4 separate regions of the Homo sapiens genome follow, and regions 2, 3 and 4 are each linked to region 1. The links are chromatin contacts, found by Hi-C or POLR2A ChIA-PET in ENCODE. All regions are on one chromosome and are shown on one strand. The core of a region is the stretch at or near the end of the contact, and the rest is flanking DNA. Distances in the headings are between cores, read along the strand shown.

Region 1 (3,644 bases), core at 543-3,042:
CAGACCTAAAGATGAGAGAGCCTGAGCAAGTTAAGGAGAAGGAGGAAGAAAGAAAGAGAGAGACAGAAACAGGGACAGAGACTGAGGATGAATATTATGAGAGAGAGCCTAGATTACTAGTCGCTTTCCATTTCCTGGTTCTAAACCCACTGCTGAAATATGTTTAGCTTCTGGATTCACCCAGAATAAAAGTGCAAATGAATTGCACATTCAAAGCTCCCTCTTATGGACCAGTTCTGGCTAATATTAAATTACATCTTTAATGGGCCTTCCTCCTTCAACCCTACATTCCCAACATTCATAATTTTTTCCTCTGCTTTAGTAATTTTTCAACAAGTCATTTCCTACTTATCTGTAAAGATCTGGATCAAATATCACCTCCTCTGTGAAGTTTTATCAAATTCTGTTAGGCAAAGTTAGTCATTGCTGCACCTGTGTTTTCACAGTACTTTCCACATTCCCGAATTATAACTATTTGCTTATGAAACTCCCATCCATCAAACTAGAAGGACTTGTGGGTTCTTGAATCTCCAGCATCTAGCAGTTTCTGGCACACAGTGGGCTCTCAATAAATGTTTATTAAGTGAATGAATCGATGCAGCAATTACTTCCTCTATGATGTTTTAAAACAACAAGACACTCCCAAAATCCTGTGTCTGTCCTCAATCTTTTGAAGGGAACTTTCCCTTTATAAGCAACTATTAGCTTTCTTGCTCTCCATCCATACTTCTCTTGAGGCAGGCTCATTCTAGAACACTTACTATTCTATAACTCATATATTTTTCATAAGAAGTGACTCAATCCTGCTTATAGCTAGGGTTCATTAGCAAATGAGGCTTTCACACTGCAAATATCACTCCTAGAGTGAGTTTACACTTAGAGAAGACATACAGAAAAATTAATTGAAGAGCTTCAGAAATTACTATAATTTGGATTTATTCACAGGAGTTAGCCTACTTTACTGTTCAACGTAGAAAGATATGTTAGTTATACCATGAAACATCAAACTGATTTGAAGAAAAGTATAAATTATAATACAGAATTTTTTAAAGGCCTAAATAAGCCTATAGCATATCAGAGCAGCAAGTGAAACGACTCAGATATCCTAAGTCTCAGCAATGCTCTTTATCACTTTGGAATCCAAATTTCCAGTTTCACTATTGTGATTTCAGAGGGTAGCTACATAACTAAAACTCATATGCAGCACATGTAGCTACAGGGCTTCTGCTGTCTTCTTGTTTCAAAGAGGCATGAGCTGTTGGCTCACCAGATTTTTAAATATCTATTGAGGGAAACAGAGAAACAAAGCAAAGGGATTTTTTTTAACTGCATGTATATGTGTGTCTGTCTGTTTCTCTACTGTGTGGGTGTGTGTATGTATGCAAAATTATATGACATTATATACAAGTATATATCCACAATAATATATATGTATGTGTATGTATATGTGTATATGTATATAAGTCTGAAAGTGTTTTTTTTTATTTTTTCCTCCAACCCTTCATAAGGTGAAGTTTCATCAAATCACATCATGTGACTCTCCAGGAACCTCACTGAACGGGTCTGACTCATCGTCTGGGAATTTTAAATAGGCATGTGCTTCCATGAGAGTTAATACTTAAAAATACACGTACACACAAACTGGCAGTGAAAGAGAGAAAAAAAAAAACAAAACAAGTGAAACTTTTGCTTGGCACAAACGCTCAGGTCAGACACTGGCCACTCAATATTTCACAGTTAATTACCAGGTGGAGTTACCTTTAGAGTGAAGGTGGTGGCTCCGTGCTCAGGGGGCAGAGGCAGTAAATCTATATTTATATCATTAAGTCAGCCAGGTTGGATTAAGCAGTGAAAGGGACTGCCCCTGAAATCGCTGACCCTGATTCCCCTCTGTGATATAAAATTTTCCTGAGAACCGAGGGCTGTGTCTGCCCACTAGTGGTCAGGTGGCAGAGCTGGTGGGACCCAGACATTCCCTAGAGGATTTTATGCCAAGTTCTATCTGGATCAGTTGGGAATTGGCCCTGGCCACCCAGTCTGCTTTTTAAAAAGCATTTCGAGATCTATCAACTCAGCCCCATGAGATAAGTCAGTAAGAATAACACAGGCTATGTCAATCTTGAGGGAAGGTTTCTGTTTGCGATAGTTACCTTAAACTCTTATTAATGACGAGTAACTGCACTAGGAACTAACATTTCTAATCTATTACCAAAAGATCACCTGAGTCAGTAACACTCAGTAAAGACTAATCACTTTTTTCTTTCTCTTCCCAGACCTTCATAGAATACCACAACGACGTTTTTCTATTTGAAAACTACGAAATGTTCTTCCATTGTTAAAAGAATTAATTTGGAAAACTTTAAGTTAGAATTAAAAGTCTTTTACTCAATTGGCCCCAAACTATAATTTCCTCTTTATCTTTATTAAGTTCCTAAATGAAATCTGTATTCTAGCTAAACTCAAACACTATTGTTAGCTGACTTTTCAGTTTTTCCTCCATGCTTTACTCATGACTGCCTACTTGAAGCACTCACCATGTTCTAATACCTACCCACCTACCTACTTACCTATACAAATATTACCCTTGATTCAAAGCCAAATCCTACATCATCAAACTCTGAAATGCCTGAGATTAGCATGTACTAAGTATATGAAACTTCCTATAGCCTCCTTTCATTGCCATATTTGTATCTCAAGCAATAACTTAGATATATGTCATCTCTACAGGAATTATGTCATATACTCCTTTTAACCCTTATAATGTCCGGTAAAGTTTTTTGTTGTTGTTGTTGTTTTTATTTGTTTCTGGTTTTTACCTTGGAAAAGGGTGTCCACAAATATTTGTTGAAAGTAAAACACAGAGATAAATCTGTGATTAAATTTATCAGTCAAGACTCAAATCCAACACAGTTTTATTGTGGTCCAACGTAATAGCACCAATAACAAAGCTACCCCTCCATGGGTTTAGTTTTCTCTATAACTCCTAGGAACATTAATCTTGCATTGTGGGTAGAAAAAGGCTGTTGGGTGGCGTATTGACTCCCTGATAAAGTATAAATTTTCTTCAACCTTCACATGAGTGTTAGACTTCATGATATGCAGATTTTCTCAATTTTAGCACATTTTAAAATAAAAACTGTTTGTATGAAATACCATTGGAAAACTTAAATAAGTTTTAAGGAAATTCAAATCCATGAGCTCATCCTTTTCTTTCACCACTTCTTTGTCCAGTGACATTAGGAACAACCAGACCATCTCATTATATTCACTAGTTTTCAAAAAATGTTCAGTAGCATCATACATAAAGTTACTGAGTTCCTTGATTCTTTTAAGTGAGTGATTAAGAAGATCCAAAGCAGATATTTTGTGTATCTCTGTTACCAATTCATGCTATGGACTATCAATTCTCTCCTTACTACTGAAAATAGAGACATGAGCATCTTTAAATGTAAACATATTAGACAGCCAATTCTGGAAACGCTAGAACCAATTCCGAAAATGATTCCTGAAATTCTCTTCCTCTAGAATCACTCTTGGTATTAAAATGTCTGTATTTGTTAGGGTTCTCCAGAGAAACAGCCAATAGGAGATATATATGTGTGTGTGTGTGTGTGTGTGTGTGTGTGTGTGTGTGTGTGTGACAG
Region 2 (3,644 bases), core at 375-2,874, 840 kb before region 1:
GTCTGTTCCCTTACTTACAAAAGATACTTTTAAGTTTAAAGGAATCTTAGGCTGCAAGGAGGTGCAAAACTTACAGAGTTTTCATGTACCCTTCACCCAGCTTCCCCATGATACTACTATCTTTAATATCCACAGTACCATTATTAAAACCAGGAAATTGACATTGGTAATTTACCCCTTCAATGCTTAACCCATTTTAGCGTTTTTAAGTGGAGGAAATTCTTTTTGATGTCTTGCTTAATCAATTTTCACCTACATATACTTTTTGAGTGTCAGTATGCTGAACAGAAAGATATTTTGAAATCAGAAACCCTTAGGCTCAAATCTTGGCTCTGCCTCTTATTGCTATGCAACACAGGGGAGCTTTCTTAGCGTCGATGATGGTCTGTTTCTTCATTTGTAAAAGGTGCTATCACTTACCTTGCAGAGTTGGCATAAGGATTAGCAATTGTGTATTGTCAAGAGCCTTTTCAATAAATGATGGCTTTTGGAATAACTGTTCTCTTGCTATGTTTTCATCAAAAATTGAAAAGAGCTGGCCATTATCTTTAACATAGCATGTGTACTTTGTGGACACCTATCATTTCAGGACCACTAACTGGTAAATATGCTAAAACAACTTCATGGTTCCTGTAGCCCCCTGCTTGTTTTGCTCCCTGGTCACCCACTTTATCTGCACCTTTTTTTCTGGCCTATAGACCAAAAGCCACTCCTCTCTGTGTATAGATTATATTTCTTCTGCCTTTTGTTATATGAATTCTAGGAAATGTAGTTCTTTTTAGTTTTTTGTTTGTTTTCTTTTATATAACCTCTTCCAACTTAGTTCTGTTTTACAAGCAGTTGATGATAGCCCTAGGTAGATGCCTGCTTCAAACTCAGGCTGATACGGCTGGCTCTTGAGTATCCCTGTACAAACGCTGCCCTTCAGGGAACATCGTGTCCAGGGCTGCTGCCTCCCTCCGTTTGCAGACCTGGTGCTCTGCGTCTAAAACTGGTCACTCCTTCTCATCTCTCCACTTGAGCACAGCCGCAAAGGTAGAAACAGAGTTCTGCACCCCACTTTTTGCTGCACCTCAGTTAGCCCAGGAACATCTACCCCTATTTAGCTCAGAAGTGTGTAGTCCTGTTTAAATACTTAAAATTTGCTATGTTCTGTATTGGCCAAGAAATGTTTTCTGGTAAGAGCTTCTGGTAGGAAGAGGACCTAAAGCTGCCCTCACAAGACGATATTTGGTTCATTTGAAATAGAAAGTTTTGTTTGCTTTTAATTTTTATTTACTGAACTGAAAATTGGAAACAGCCCATTGACTTTTCTATCTTATACAGCATCTCCTCCTACACATATTTAGTTTCCTGCTCCCTTGAAATCTGGGCGACCTACTCCTGTTTTCAAGTTTTTTCTATTTTATTATTTTGGTCCTTAGCATTTCTGCCTTTTTTGTATCTTCCAACTTTCCATTTCAAAAGAGAAGGATCATATTTTTATATATTTACATCCCGTTTGAATGTGTTTAAGGAACGCTTAGAAATGTTCCTTTATGTTTTAAAATATCCCTTCTGCTAAAGCAAGTAGCATATCATTTCCTGCTTTAGTTGCGGCCTCAGTCTGACAGGCCAGGGCTAAGTAAGGGTGAAAAGTTCACCGTCCGGAAGTGCTGTTGAGGTCAGAATCACGTGATGAGGAGCCGACCCAGACTCCCGGTAATTCCCTGAGAATGTGAATCTTTGGGAGAAGGAGCACAAGAGAGAGCTTTTTCTCAAGTCGGCTGCCTGTGCTCGGGCTCTTGCTTACAATTCTTAGTTTTATGGCACTATTCTTCTTCTTCTTCAAGGAACTCACTGTAATGCCTTTATTATTGTCTACATCAGTGTTTTAAAAAGTAAAGTTGTAACGCATTGCTAGGTTATGCAATCAATTGTGTGGACAGAGATCAGCCTTAAAAAATAAAAAAGGAAACAGGAAATGTAAACAGAGTGCATTATATGGAATAAGAATATGTGTATTTTGTAAAACTCTTGTTTGATACATAGATCCGTACACATAGACACACACAATCTCATAGGTCTCTATTGATTTGCGTATGGGTACACGCTGGCAGGCGTACATTCTCCTTCATCCTCATTCCTAGTCATTTGAAAACTCAGTCATTCAAAATGCATGCCCTTGCCAGTGGATGTGTTCTTATAAATTTCACATAGTTTCATATTTGGAATTTATTGTAACTGCATTTTAATTTATGTGAATATGAGTTATATATCTTATTTTGTTTCTTTGTATTTTCTCCACTCAGTATTCTATTTTAAGGTCCATGGATATTGCTATGTGTACATCTAATCCATTGCATCCAAATGCCCATAGTTGTTGAAGTGCGTCTAGAATACATTTTACTTCTGTTCTCTCCCAGGGATGGACCCCTATATTGTCTCCATCTCACCTCACCATGAACACAACTACTGTGAAAAGCCTCAGATACATCCCTTACTGGAAAGTACCAAGGGGAATTTATTTGGGTTCTAGCCTAATAGTAGACTTGCTGAGCCAGAGGGCATAGGTACCCAGCTCAGATACTGTATACAGTATAATTTCAAAAAGTATACTGATTACCTCCGGAATGATTCACCAGTCAAAGCACCCACCAGCAGTATGAATGCTTATTCCCACATTCCCACCAGTACTTAGCATTATTAAGCTTTCTAATTTTCCCTATTTCTGTCTAGTGAGTGTAAAATGATATATTTTTTGTTTTGTTTTGTTTTTATCTGATTATTGTTGGATTTGATTATGTCTTCATGTGCTTGATTTTCTTGGATTTTTCTCATCTGTAAATTCCCCTTCAAATTCATTGCACATTTATCTACTGGAAATTTTTTACTTTTCCTATTGATTTATAGGCATTCGTTGTATAGTCCAGATAGTCCCTGGCTGGCTTTAGACATTACATGTATTCTCCTAGCCTGTCACGTTTCTGTTAACTTTTGTCTCTTATACTTTTTATTGAACAGAAGTCTTTAATTTTGATGTAATTTAGTTTATCAGCATTTTACTCTGGGGGCTTTGCAAAATATTCCCTCTTCTTCTAATACAAAAATTATCTATTCATATCAGTTTTATAGTTTTATCTTCCACATTTAGGTCTTTAATCTATCTGAAGTCCATATATGTATGTGGTAGCAGGTAGCAATCCATTAATTTTTCATATGGTGATTCTGTTTATTTAAGCTGGTGTTGCCCTTCCGCTCTCTGATATGCTCCATTGGTTTTTCTGTTCTTTAACTAAAGTTTATGCTGTTTTGTTACTATGGCTTGGTAATATATTTTACTATCTGGTAGAGTAAGTCCTACTTATTGTTCTTCTTTTTCATAGTGGATTTAGGTATCTGTGAACTTTTCTTTTCTATGTGATTTTTTTTTTTTTTTTTTTTTTTTTGAGACTGAGTCTCACTCTTTTGCCCAGGCTGGAGTGCAGTGGTGCGATCTTGGCTCACTGCAACCTTCGCCTCCCTGGTTCAAGTAATTCTCCTGCCTCAGCTTCCCGAGTAGCTGGGACTACAGGCGCGCACCACTATGCCTGGCTAATTTTTGTATTTTTAGTAGAGACGGGGTTTCGCTGTATTGGCTGGGCTGTTCTTGAAGTCCTGACCTC
Region 3 (3,644 bases), core at 821-3,320, 770 kb before region 1:
TACATCTTTGGATGCCACACCAGCTGGGGGCAGGGACTACCCCGTTATTATAGTCATGGTTCAGAAATACAGGTTCTTCCCCCTATTTTTATACTTCCTGCATAGATGGGTTTCCTTTAGATGTGGATATTTCTCTTAAATGCATACTCTTGTCTCAAAATGGTGAAGGATACCAGTGTAGTAGTTTCTTCTTCTACTTCTGACAGTTACTGGGAAACTTGTGTCTTTCAATAAAATGCTTTCTAGAAGAAGGCAAGGTGGCTAGAAAATGTTAAGGCAGCTCAGGGACCAGTGGGAGAAAATAGATGTTAAAGGTAAAAAGTGACTTGTGATTAGTTCAGTTACGGAGTCCAAAAATCCAACCAGGTTTGTAGGTAACCAGTTACGTTTCAAATGTGATCTTAAGCCCACCCCGAGTGAGTGAACCTCAACATGAGAGTAGAAGACTCTGGAAGGGAAGATGTGAGAAGATAAAATACTGTTTTCAGAGCCCTAGGTTTTTGTTTGTTTGTTTGTTTGTTTGTTTGACATTTTTATGAGTGGAGGAATAGGACTACCTCTGGAACCTAAAATTGGGCTGAAATCCAGGTCCAGTTCTAGGTGATTGCTCAGGGTCCCTTCCCATTCCTTCCTCCATCTGCTCCTGCCCACTTGAGTGAAGGAGGTGAATAATAAAAGAGGAAAGAATGTGGATGAAAAGGAGAAGATGCAGAGAATGAAGATTCTCTGTCCTTTGTAAACCTTTTGTCCTAATCACCAAAAGTATTGTGGCATGTGTAAGTCTGAGAAAATATTTAGGTGAATCCCTTGAAATTGTCAGTATTTCAAGGGTTAAAAAAAGACAGTTTCACATAGTTCAAATGAAAGCAACAATTAGGTTTTTGCTAGAACTTCTCTGGGTCCACCAATGGGATGTATGGAGTGGTTTTAAAAAACCACACAAGGCTGGGCGCGGTGGCTCACGCCTGTAATCCCAGCACTTTAGGAGGCTGAGGCAGGCAGATCACCTGAGGTCAGGAGTTTGAGACCAGCCTGGCCAATGTGGGGAAACCCTGTCCCTACTAAAAATACAAAAATTAGCTGGGTGTGGTGGCACACACCTGTGATCCCAGCTACTCGGGAGGTTAAGGCGGGAGAATCGCTTGAACCCAGGAGGTGGACTTTGCAGTGAGCTGAGATGGTGCCACTGCCCTCCAGCCTGGGCAACAGAGTGAGGCTCTGTCTCAAAAATGAATAAATAAATAAAAATTTTAAAAACCACACAAGTTTTGGCATCCAACTGGATTTTTTTCCTTTTGCATATGCTTTTCTAACATATGCAGATATTTTCTTTGATTTTTCTTATAATCAGGCTTTCTTACTTTTTCTAAAATTGTAGTTATTGCCTCGAATCTCATAGCAGAGGAGTAGAGGCAACAAAAAGGAGAGCCAAGTGTGGGAGCAATTGAAGACCGTGGAGTTTTTTCAGATCATTCGCCTGGGAACTTGCATGGCAGTTGTGGGGTTCCAAAGATCCAAAATCAGGTGTTGTAACTTAGCTGACTTGAATATTTACTTTGAAAATAAGAAATGAATGTTAAAAAGTTGAAAAGTTATACACATGGGCACAATTTATTGAAACCTTTTCTTAGGGTAGATTGAACCTTGTTGAAAGTTGTGAAATTTGCTCAAATAGTCATTTTTTCTCTTTTTTTCTAGGTCTGAATGATTTCATGAATATTGTGGTAGTTTGGGCAAAGAACAAATTTGCTTAGTCAAGAAACATTAAAAGCCTCTACGAAGGCCTAGAGGTGGTGAAATCAGTGGTCCTCTGGTGGGCATGGTGTGTGTGTGTGTGCGCGCACACGCGTGTGACTCATCTGGGGTTGGCTCAGAGTGAAAGAGACAGATGCTTCCTTCGCCTGCTTGTTTCCTGGTTTTCAAAGCCCCTATTTCATTGTTGTTTTATTTTAAGGTTCGATGCCTTCTCCATCCGTCAGTGAGGGTGTGGAGAGCCTGCAGGCGTGTGCCTCCCTCTGTAACTTGCTATTCCTTGTGTAATGTCAAGTGGAAGTGTGAAGCACCACAAACTGCTCTGAGCAGAGCCCACTTCCCTTCACCCACGGAGAGCGTGAAGCAGTTACACCAACATCAATCAAGGAAAACCCACAGGCTGAGCTCACACGGTTGAAGCAGGTGCGTGAGCGAGCGTTCTGTGACAGGCACACGTGATTGAGGTGTACCTCGGCGTCTTGCCCACAGATGTCGGTTGCGATGACTGTGTGGGGCTGTGCCCATTCCCTGCAGAGCCGAGCCTGTCATGCTTGTGGGACACAGTGGGTGCAGCTCTTGGCAGCTCAGTGGGGTGAGCAGGTCAGGTAGTTCTGAAGTAGGCTTCTTTGCTGTTTACTCACTTGTTTAATGGTGAGGAGAAGAATCCAGGAGAAATAGTGTTTTATTTTCTTTCAGTGGTGTTTTGCAGTGAGAACACCCCTGGGATTACTCCTTTAAAACAGTAAACAAGAGGCCGGGTGTGGTGGCTCAGGTCTATAATACCAGCTCTTTGAGAGGCCGAAGCAGGAAGATTGTTTGAGCCCAGGAGTTCAAGATCAGCCTGGGCAACATCTCTAAAAGACACCATCTCTAAAAGAATTTTTTATTTTTTAATTTGCCTTGTGTGGTGGTGTCCCCTTGTTCTCCCAGCTACTTGGAGGCAGAGGTGGAAGGATCCCTTAAGCCTGGGAGGTCGAAACTGCAGTGAGCCATGGTTGCGCCACTGCACTCCAGCCTGGGCAACAGAGCGAGACCCTGTCTCAGAAATAAATAAATAAATGAAATAAAATAGTAAACAAGAAAACATTAGTATTAATTGATTTGCTAAGCCTAAGGGGGAAAATGTAAGGTCTTGAATCTCTGTATGTATGCATATGTGTGTATACATATCTATCAATATCTATCAAATGTGTATGTATGGAGTGGTTTTAAAAAACCACACAAGGCTGGGCGTGGTGGCTCACGCCTGTAATCCCAGCACTTTAGGAGGCTGAGGCAGGCGGATCACCTGAGGTCAGGAGTTTGAGACCAGCCTGGCCAATGTGGGGAAACTCTGTCCCTACTAAAAATACAAAAATTAGCTGGGTGTGGTGGCACACGCCTGTAATCCCAGCTACTCGGGAGGCTAAGGCAGGAGAATCGCTTGAACCCAGGAGGTGGAGTTTGCATATGTAGAGTAGACGTTTGTGTACACACATATATGTATATGTAAATATGTGTGTGCATGCATCAACACAGGCACCAATTTAAAGCAAAACTCAAGTGGGCCATGAGATAAAGAGAGAATGTCAATATCTAGACATTTAAAAATATCTGCTGACAAGGTGAAGGGGCTAGTAAAAAAATGCATATCTCATCCTAAGTCGAACCATCTTGATATGTATTGAGCTTTAGAAAATTTTCACAAAAGTTTTGAGCAATCTTAATTTTAAAAATACAGAGGCAGTTAATACTAAGACTTCAATATATATTGTGCTTTGTAAAAAGTGGCCAGTCTCTCAAGGCTGCTAATACCTGCTATTGGTTATGAGTATCTACTTTGAGCTGACACTTCAAAATGTTATACATATTATTTGCATTTACATATGTGAAACAATCACCCTTTCTTTAAG
Region 4 (3,644 bases), core at 626-3,125, 580 kb before region 1:
TTGACATTGATGGTTCTGAGACTACAACAATACACAGTATTCTAGAGAACCGAAATAGGCTATTTAAATAAGAGTTTTTATTGATAAGCACCCTTAAAAACTCATTATTTGTACTGCAAGCTGAAATCTGACCATAGAAGCAATTCTCTTGATTTCCCAAGTGGCCTCGTAAAGGGTTTGGGCTAAGTCTAATTCCAAAATCCAAAGAAAATAAATTTTATCCAGATGTTGGGCTTGGAGATTCGAGTTGCATTACAAACAAAACTGAATATTTGTTTTTGGAAAATCTTACTACTGTATATAATTTAAAGTAAATGTTATATGTGTTTCTTCATTCTTGTCACAGCTTCCCGTGTTTAGCCTCCGAATGCCACTTTCCCGCTTCTGAGTCTCCAGCATTTCTATGTTTGTCGACAATGCGCATGATTAAAATGATATTTTCATATTTCAGTGTAGTTGGAGCTCCTTAAAGCAGAGGGTTGTAAGTGCAAAAAAGAGATATGCAGTTCCCTAATGGCTTATTACCATCACATTTGCAATTCAGATCAGCTCTAAATTGACTGAAATTTTTAAACACATAGCAGGCAGTTTAAACTAATGATTGTCTGGAGGTTCACCACTGACACGAACTAAGCTTCTGTTCAAAACAAATTGCAAATAATTCCTCCCTTAGAGTCAAAATGTCACTTTTAGAACTCCATGTTATTGTTAGATTTTTGTCAGTTACATCAAAAAAAAAATATCTGCTTTATAGGGAGTGTTCTACCTTTGAAAGGACGGAGTGACACAGTTTCCCTATTAAAAAAACCCACAACACCACGTATCTGTATATATGGATCTACATCGGTTTCACTAGGAATCACCCCTCCCTCTTCCCCCTCATCCCCTTCAAAAATCCTAATTGTAAAGTAAAACACCCTTGGGGCAGTGGTAGGCCCAAGTTGCTTAGCAACCCTCAGCAGGTAGCAAGGATTCAGCTGCAGCTGTCCTGATTCTTTCCTAAGAACCTTCTTATTACTGTTTGTGCTAATCTTTAACCAGGCTTTTAAACCACAGTCTTTCTCTGGGGTCTCTTGTTGTTAGATTGCAGGGGCCTACTCAAATGTTGTCCCAGAGGTAATGGTATTAAGGGTGGCTATTGAATGTTTGAAGAGTGATAAGTGCTGGAAGGGATTAGAATTGCATGTTCCAACTAACCTTATTTTACATTCTTGAAAAATATCATGAAAATTGTCCCCCAGTAGGAACAATGGTTGGTGTTGACACACAGCTCTAAACCTGCTTTTGCTCCCAGCTTGTAAATTGGGTGAGGCGGACTCTCTCCCCATAATTGTTTCTTTTAAAAGACTTACATTCTCCTGCAAAGACTACTTAAGGAATTCATTAAGAATTAGTAGATAGCCTGATTTCATTCTCTCATTTAATTATGAGAAAGCTAGGTGTGGATTGGTAGAGAGGGCTAAAGAGAGATGTAATAGGGGATTGAGAAAATTTCTTTCCATGGAGAAGTGTTTCTGCCTACATTGGCAATCCAAAAACTCTGAGGTTGGACTTGAAGTTGGCCAATTATTACAGAATAAAACAGTGGCAAAAAATGGCACATTTATTATTAATAGCATGGAGATTTCTGCTTTGTTTCCTGGGTTGCGAGGTTTGGATAAATTTCAGAGGCTGCCCACAGCTGTTATTAACCAATGAGGGTAAGCTCATAAAATATTTTAAAGTAAGTCTACTTCTACCTTCCCATCACACAATACAAGGCAAAATGAAGAAGACACAGCTACCCTGAGGTTTTTTTTCACTCAATCCCTTTCTCTCAGCAGATTAAAAAAAAAAATTATGAATGATTCACTCCTCGAAACTTCATTCTGTCATTTAAAAGGAATTTAGGCCTTTTTCTATCATAACATTTTGTTACAGACCTGGTCCTATTATGCAACATAATATGTACTGAATATGTGCTGATTAACTGACTTGGAAATTGGAGAAAGGTCAAAGCCATCTGAAGGAGATAACATTTTTATAGGCTCTGAACCTTATTGAAGTTCATCTATATAGATATAATCTTCAAAATTCGGTTTAAAATCACACACACAAATAAGACTCATGAGTCTCCTGATTTTTAAATTTCACTACATTCTCCTTTTCGTTACAGGTTGTATAAAAATTGTTTGATCTTAAGTAAAAAACAAAAAGGATAGTGTCCTCCAATAGGTTGATTGTTGAGAGTGTCTGCCATCATACACATGGAATAGTTCACGTTTATTCTTCTGATCCCACCAAATATCAAGTACAGGGAAATATACCTTATATTTCTGATGGGAAAACTGAGACAGGAAACTTGTTATTCAGTTTTAGATTGCCATATTGGGATGCCCTGAAAGTCCCACGATGTCATATAAATCTCCCCCACAGTGAAATGATACTCAGGTGTCTACTAATATTAGTGTTGTATTTAGAGGACTAGCTAATTTTTCTTTCCAAGAAATCTTGGCCGCACCACTTCAAAATGATAAACTCTCTAATTTTGATTTGTTTTCTATTTAAACTCCAACCTCTGTCTTTTATCTTTCCCTTGCCCCAAGATCCATTATTTTGTTACATAAATGATTGCCCAAGTGGGTCAATTAAATTCTGAATACAGCTGGTGTTGATTACAGTTTTGCTAATAAAAATATCTTTGTGAAATCTTCAAGGTGACCTGTAAAAATTAGCTCCTTGATGAACCTGGAAATTCGAAAAAAAATCTATCAGTAAACATGTTGATCGATTTCATCCTATCAATCAAAATTTAGTTTGCCAGATAATAATTTGTTAAATGTCAGTAAAGGAGAATATCGTTTAGAAAAGGGCGATTTGAAACAACGTGCTTGTGCCCTGGAGAGGTGTGTAGAACCATCTTCATGGAGTGTGGGTTTGGACTTTATCTTTCCAGGAAGTGGGAACATAGACCCCACGCCTTGGTCAGAAGGCACCATGTTCCTGTTATCTCCAGGCAGCTACCTGTGTCTACCTGGGGCAGATGGCTCTGTGGACCTCCTGTTCAAGTCTTCCTGTTAAAATACCCCTGCCCTCCCACTGTACCTCCAAACCATCAATCCACATGCCAGAACTACAGCCCCATCCCTGAGAGATGCATCTGGTTAGGGTGACCCATTGTGGGCTGTAAGGTTTCTGTTGTGGTTCATTATGTTAGGTATGGACACATATTTTTAGTGTTGTTTCTGGCTCCCCGAATTTCTTTTCATTTCTTTTTGGACATCTGAATCCAGGAGTGCATAAAAGACCATATGCTTTATTCTTCATTGTTAGTAATTATAGTAACTGGAGGAAGATCCTTAGATTTGTTGACTTCAGGATTTTTTAACTTCGGCACTACTGCTATTTTGGATGGTATTGACATTTTGGGCTGAGTAGTTTTTTTGTTGTAGGGGGCTGTCCTATGCATTATAAGATGTTTAGCAGGATCCCTGGCCTCTACCCACTAGCTGTACCTCCCCGAAGTTGTGACAACCAAAAATGTCTCCAGAAAGTGCCAAATGTCCCATGGGGGGGACAAAGTCATTCCTAGTTGAGAACTGCTGGTTTATTCTCTTGTGTGGTGCAGGTCAGCCATATCAGCGTCACTGAGAGCTTGTTCGAGA

What was found. A loop is a pair of places that touch in the nucleus more often than their neighbours do. ChIA-PET counts read pairs that join two places held with the same protein, here RNA polymerase II (POLR2A). Pooled maps may share reads with other maps.
Region 2: a map of chondrocyte shows a loop between it and region 1 (2.1-fold over the local background). The contact joins two enhancer-like sites. A Hi-C loop is called at or near these places in 1 of 168 maps with a recorded cell type or tissue (chondrocyte) and 2 of 50 pooled maps. POLR2A ChIA-PET finds 5 or more read pairs at or near these places in 1 of 52 experiments (HEK293).
Region 3: a loop to region 1 is called in a pooled map, with 3 times the contacts of the local background. The contact joins two enhancer-like sites. A Hi-C loop is called at or near these places in 2 of 168 maps with a recorded cell type or tissue (ascending aorta and chondrocyte) and 4 of 50 pooled maps.
Region 4: a map of Caco-2 shows a loop between it and region 1 (5-fold over the local background). The contact joins two enhancer-like sites. A Hi-C loop is called at or near these places in 2 of 168 maps with a recorded cell type or tissue (Caco-2 and Calu3) and 2 of 50 pooled maps.

Annotation. Positions count from the first base shown.
Region 1 is chr6:22,826,704-22,830,347 of GRCh38, forward strand. No RefSeq gene overlaps it. Among named protein-coding and RNA genes, the nearest start is that of LINC03005, 110 kb to the left of the region's middle. Within about 2 kb of position 1,793, at least 15 of the 41 ENCODE cell types and tissues checked have a DNase peak (open chromatin) inside an H3K27ac peak, as active enhancers do.
Region 2 is chr6:21,985,972-21,989,615 of GRCh38, forward strand. The region is part of intron 6 of CASC15 (cancer susceptibility 15); the gene reads left to right. Among named protein-coding and RNA genes, the nearest start is that of NBAT1, 160 kb to the right of the region's middle. Within about 2 kb of position 1,625, at least 24 of the 41 ENCODE cell types and tissues checked have a DNase peak (open chromatin) inside an H3K27ac peak, as active enhancers do.
Region 3 is chr6:22,061,066-22,064,709 of GRCh38, forward strand. All of the region lies in intron 8 of CASC15 (cancer susceptibility 15), which reads left to right. Among named protein-coding and RNA genes, the nearest start is that of NBAT1, 84 kb to the right of the region's middle. Within about 2 kb of position 2,071, at least 3 of the 41 ENCODE cell types and tissues checked have a DNase peak (open chromatin) inside an H3K27ac peak, as active enhancers do.
Region 4 is chr6:22,249,661-22,253,304 of GRCh38, forward strand. No RefSeq gene overlaps it. Among named protein-coding and RNA genes, the nearest start is that of PRL, 46 kb to the right of the region's middle. Within about 2 kb of position 1,876, at least 2 of the 41 ENCODE cell types and tissues checked have a DNase peak (open chromatin) inside an H3K27ac peak, as active enhancers do.